Regions from separate parts of the Homo sapiens genome. Here region 1 is linked to region 2. The links are chromatin loops, found by intact Hi-C in ENCODE. Cell type or tissue: transverse colon. All regions are shown on one strand. Each heading gives the region's core, and the rest is flanking DNA. Links, peaks and the distances in the headings are about the cores only.

What was found. Hi-C counts contacts between places; a loop is a spot of excess contacts. Peaks named below come from ENCODE experiments on the same cell type or tissue, not always from the same donor. Only the 100,000 strongest peaks of a DNase experiment are listed, where the experiment ranks them.
Region 1: it touches region 2 in a loop (15-fold over the local background); 2 of 110 quality-filtered maps call a loop at or near these places.

Annotation. Positions count from the first base shown.
Region 1 is chr1:165,121,288-165,124,200 of GRCh38, forward strand. No RefSeq gene overlaps it. Among named protein-coding and RNA genes, the nearest start is that of LMX1A-AS2, 81 kb to the right of the region's middle. In transverse colon, for the core only: no CTCF peak of the experiment used is centred there; no DNase peak of the experiment used is centred there; H3K27me3 peaks cover 668 bases.
Region 2 is chr1:165,909,225-165,912,137 of GRCh38, forward strand. UCK2 (uridine-cytidine kinase 2) reads left to right here. Exons shown (of 7, transcript NM_012474.5): 7 at 1-2,394. Among named protein-coding and RNA genes, the nearest start is that of MIR3658, 2.8 kb to the left of the region's middle. RefSeq lists a silencer at 2,688-2,913. In transverse colon, for the core only: no CTCF peak of the experiment used is centred there; DNase peaks (open chromatin) are centred at 1,667 and 2,027; H3K4me3 peaks cover 1,279 bases; H3K27ac peaks cover 2,065 bases.

The DNA of each region.
Region 1 (2,913 bases), core at 164-2,663, 790 kb before region 2:
CCTAAAGGATCATCAATAATAGTTTGAGATATACTAATTTACCAGGCTACCTTGGAAATGCAAAGCCTTCTGGAACCAAAAGAGTAATTCTTTCTTGACAACCAATGGCTAGGCAGATGGCAGCCCCACTCCTATTTTTGAAATCATATCACATGGCTGATCACCTACTCCATACAGTTAACCAACACAGAGAGGGAAGTTAAATAGAGGCACTGGGCTTCTCTTCAAAAATAGAAAGCCTGCCTTATTTTGTGACAGAGACAGAAAGTTGAAATATATCCACTCAAGTAAATTGATGATTTTCTCATACAATTTATTTAGGAAAACAAAAATCCATATGCACACACACACACACACACACACAATGACAATCAAACAAAGAAGGATGGGAAAGCCACCTTTATTTTAATCCAAATTTGCTGTCCAGCATGTAACTGGTTAGCCAAAACAAGCACTGTATATGAACACAAGGAGGTAATAAGTAGTTATTAAATAAACAGTGCACATCATCTCTTTTCCATATCTTCTGAAAACAAACAAAAAGTGAGGTAAAATTGCAGCAAGAGATATTGTTTCATCCATTCTTTAACAAGCATTTATAGGGTACCCACTACACTAAGAAGAAAGAGAATATTTAGGTGAATAAGGTATCAGTCATGCCCTCAAGAACTTAGCAGCTTTGTAGGAGAATTAACATGTAGACTCTGAAACTATAATCATAGAATCACTGGGCTTTAATCAGAGGCTTCTTAGAGGCCATGCAATTTAAGCCATCATGTTGACACATGAGGAAACAGAGGCTTAAGGAGACTGCAGAATGCATTTAAGGCCACATGCCGTTTCAGTCACAGAGCTGAAGCTTGCATTGTCCTCCTGACTCCCACCAAGGCTCCTCCTCCTACTCCATGAAGAGTGTGATAGAGCTCCTAAGAGTTGCAACCAAAGTGCTATGGAGGCTTAGAGGAGAGGCCCTCCAGAAAACAAGACATTTAGGCTGAATCTTTAGAAATAAGTAAAATTTTGACAGGTTGGAGACAGTACTAAAGATGAAAGGGCATTCCAAGAGGATGGAAAAGCAAACAAAAGTTTAGAAATGAAGAAGTGCAGGGCAGATTTGGATTACAGAAAAACCATCCAATTCTTGGTCAGATACTTGGTAGAAGGGAAACATCTTATAATGGAATTGACCCTGAAAGATTGGTAGAGCTAAAACCCTGTGGAGCCCAGTCAAACCAAGGGCTAGATGAGGTCAGCAAGCCATGGTTTGAGCCATGTGCAGGAGCTGTGGAAACTGTTGCATTATCAGGCCAAAGCAAGACATGCTGCAGAAGGATAAGGGCAGCATAGCAGGGAACAGAGGGTGAGATGCTAGAGACTTAGGAGGTGCAGAAGATGAAAATTGTTGGAGTGCTCAGAAGGAAGTACGTCTAGATGGTGAATGACATTAACTCATAGGATTTTTCTGGAGTTGGGATCAGGGGTGATGAAGTCTCCCCTCCACTAAAACTTTTAATAGCAGGTTCAGTGTCATCAATTCATCTCTCAAAGTGCTCTAGTTTTGTGCCTGGTAAGGACTGAAATTGAGGAGGGAGGGTTATGAACCCTCAACATTCTTTTAGCACTTGGGGTAATATAAAACTTGGGAAGAGAATTACCCTCCTGAAGCTTGGCATTATCAGAGTATGCAATTAAAAAAAAACTGAGTATTGACCTCACTCTGACAGGGTGTCATCATACTAATGATTTCAGATTCCTTCTCTTTCATTCATATTCTTTCTTTTTAAATTAAACAGATGCCCATGTATACATATTTAATTGCTGGGAAATTCTTCATCAAGGAAGACCTTGGTGATCAAACAATGCTTGATCAGTATTTCCATTTGCTAGAACTTTTTCTTGGCATCTTTTGCAATATTGTTTTGCCTAGCATTGGAGAGATTTACAAGTGGATTTTTCAAATACTCTTTCAAACTGATCACATGAGTCACCTCATATTTGAATATAAGCAAATAATCTAAGTAAAATGTTTTGATGCTTCCAAATATTCAGACACTTGTCATTGTAGAGTCAAGATACTCTACAATATAAGAGACTCATATATTTTTACATAGCTAATGATACAGATAGTCAATATTATGATGACACAGGCTCAGAACTGGGTCACAGTTTAATTATTTGGCAAGAAGAAACTGATTTGAGTGTTCTTTGCAAATTCACTTTTGTGATTCTTGCCATTCTTGCACAATGCTATTTCATACCAACACACACACTCTTTCCCAAAGAGGTCTTTATCTGAATGCCAGCAAGGCTGTGAAAACACCTCCAATCCCTGTGACCACAGGGTTTACTGCTGTTTCTGAGAGGGGAAGGAGAGCTGAAGGACCCAGCCTTATGTTCAAAGCATAAAATCAATAAGCCCTTTCTAACAAATTAAGAAGAAATGAAAGGAGGGGGAAAACAAAGAAGGAAAGAAAGAAAGGCAGAGACAAGGAGGAAAGAAGGAGAATGATTCAGGATAAACCCACTCTGTGCTGATATATGCTCTGCAAAATAATAAAGAAACACATAGAAGCCCGGCTGTGCATGTGTGTAAAGAAATCACGTGCGTATATCACAGTAGTAATTAAAACCTCTCAGTCAGATGCTATAGAGAGATTAGTTGTCACATTGTGTTAAAGGAATCCTTGCCTTATTCCCTAGAAGGGGACAGACTGCCTGCCGTCCTGTCATCTGTTCCTGTGCTAGAGTGACCCTCAGCCAAAATGCCTCACTGACAGATTCTGTGCACAGAAGAAGCCCTTTGCAACTCGGGACCGTTCTGCCACTAAATAAGAGAAAAAATGGATCACATCTACATGCCCAGATACTCTAACCTTGTGTCCCAACAGTCAACCCAGTTGTCTTCAACGAAGA
Region 2 (2,913 bases), core at 210-2,709:
CCAAGTGAGCCTGAAGGAGTTCTGATTATAGAGTCCCGAGCCTCAGTTTCTGACTGCAGAAGAGCCAGAGATGTTCATTTCATTGTTGACCACCCTAGTGCTTGGTGGACTGTGCCCTTAGCTATCCCACTGTGGCTGCCATTGCCAGAAACATTTTGGAGAACCTTTTCTTCCCATTGCTCTCAGAGCCTGTTCGAGCCATTCAGGTAAATTGGTCTCCATTATTACCTGGTCACACCAGATTTTCCCCCAGACTCAGCACCATCCAGTCTGATTCCCCGTTTCTGGGCTCAGTTTGACTCTAAATCTGTTTTGCTATTTTAAAAAGTCAAACCTGGTCCCCAGCAGAGCTTGCCACCCGGAGACTTTCAGGAGACCGTGCAGGCTCTGAAGGGAGCTCCCAGTCACAGCAGCCGCCTACTTGGAGCAAGGGAAGGCTCCCAAGATGCCTCCTTTGAAAGCCGGTGCTCACCAAGATCAGTTCAGGATCAATCATTATCCTTGTAGTCATGCCTTGATCAGTTCTGAGATGAAGCAGGGAATGCAGGCCTGGGTTAGTATCCTGAGGACACAGGGCCCCTGGCCTTGATGGCACTGGGCTGTGCTCAGGTGAAGCCCACCCGTGTCTGGGAGAGCCTTGGCTTTTCAGTGGGCAGCATGCTCAACTTTACTTGAAGCTCCCAGGTGCCAAACCATTTAGTGCCTTGGCTGTTTATCCCACTGCCTTGGAAGATGGACTCCTCTCATCTCTGAGCCTTTACCTAGCTGCTTCCTCATCTACCTGTGGTGTTGGGACCAAGCCTCCAATATCTCTGAATAGCCCACTCCTAGCTTGGAAACAGCTATAAGGGCTGCCCTGCCCCTTGTCAAATGATCACCAATTCTTGGTGGCTTGGCTGGGGACAATGAACAGTGTCTGCTGGGGTCTGTGACACACTGTTTCTGGAACAAGGAAGGGATGGAAGGCTCTACCCCTCCGTGGCAGCCCAGCATTTGGCCAACTCTGTATCTGAACTTGAGCTTTCTATGGAACAAACAATGGTCTTAGTTTTTTAAGAGCCTCTGGGTCTCTGATTCCATGGAGAGTCAGGAGTAGAATTAGTGGACCAGAAACCATGACATTTGCCATCTAGGTACTCTGCTGTTCAGGGTGGAGGCACAGATGAGCAGAGTGGGGTGATGTTGGTTGTATGTGCATAGAAGTCCCCTGGCTCCAGAGCCATCCAGTGGTGCTTGGTTCTCTCTTCCTGCCCAGGTATTGTGTGTGGACCAAGTGTTTAGGAAACAAGCATAGAAGCATTATGTCACAGGAAGGCCTGGCCTCTCACTCCTTCACACTAATGAGCCTTCTACTGACCCAAGTTTCTTTTTCTCGGGCAGCCTGGGACCACTATGAGCAGAGAGATGGGAGTCTGTGTAAGAAGGATGCAAGTATCCTTTGATTTGGAGTGGACAGAGCAGGTCCTTGCAAAGGCAGTGGGTTAAACAACGGGATGTCTGTGGGACAGGCCAGGGAAGGAGGGCAGAGACAGGGTCTCCAGTTCACCTTGCCGCAGAACTAGCCTAATCATCCCTGCTTCTGGTCTTGGCCACTTGGCAATCATGGGGAAGTTGACTCCCCGCCTCACTTGGGCTTGGAGCTGGATACTTGTGGCCACGCCCAGGATAGGTTGCCAGAGTTTCATTAGGCCGCTGGGTCGGGCTGGAGGCTTGTGTACACCTCGGAGCAGTCGGGCAGCAGGAGGGCCGGAAGCCTGGTTGGTTTGTATATGACCTCTCTTGCCCTTGTGCACTTTCCTTGATTTAGCAACCTTGACCTGCACTGGCCCTCACAGCTGTTGGAGGGAAGTAGCCTCTTGCAGGGAAATATTTTCCCCTGCCCTGGAATCTCCTATGTGCCTGTTAAAGATTCCAGGGCCAAGAACTCGGCAGGCTGAGGAGCAGCTAGGTAGGTGGGTTATGCGGTTCAGGACTGCTTCTGGAAGGGACTGCCTGTACTTCTGTACCACCGTTGCCCTTTACACTTTGCTCAGGGCGGGGTGGGGGAAGCATTCAAACAAAACAAGGAAGGGAACTGTCTGGCAAAGCATAAGTGGATGCATCCAGAGCTCAGTCCCCTTTAATCTTTTGTCTCTGGGCGTTCTGCTGCCTTCCTCATACCGGGGACTGGCATTCCAGGTCAGCTTGGCTGTGGTCTTAGAGGCAGGGAGTGCCTACCCAGTCCTGCCTCAGGAGCAGGGTGAGTAGCTAAATACAGACTTAGGCTTTTTTTTCCCCCCTTTTAAGATGCTTGCTCCTCTCCCTTTTCTTTTTACCACCCTACCTTTATTGTTAGTGGTTACAAAGTGACCACATATTATGTACTTTGCTGTAAATAAAGACAGACAAAAAGGCTCTCGCCTTCTGTGTGATGCTTGGCCCAGAGCAGCGACCGAATCCTGGCTGTGTGGCCCAAGTGGCTCAGGAAGGGCCATGCTGTGCATGTGTGGTGTAGATGTCACTGGGCCTGCTGTCACGAAGCCTCATGATCCTGGGGTGTATGTGGGGCAGACCCCAGGCCTCACCTGGGCTCAGATACTGGTTCAGGTTAGTGGACTTGCAGTTCTTGTCAAGTGGGAAGCCCGGGCCAGGGTTTCTGGGAGCCTTTGGTTCTTAGGACAACCTGGCGCTATGTTCCCCTGATTCCATCCAGTTTACCTGGCCTCTGCCCCATTGCCTTCCTTAGGCTGGTGACCCAGCCCCTTCCTTGCTCAAACAAACCCTTTTAAAGTAAACTTTTTTGAGGGAGATGGGTGGAAGATGAGGAAAGTTTACATTATAACAACACAAACAGTTCCATGTTGTCCACACGCAGTGAATGGATGTATGTGTGTGTCTATCCCTGTTTTTCAAAGACCTAGGCTACCCACCAAA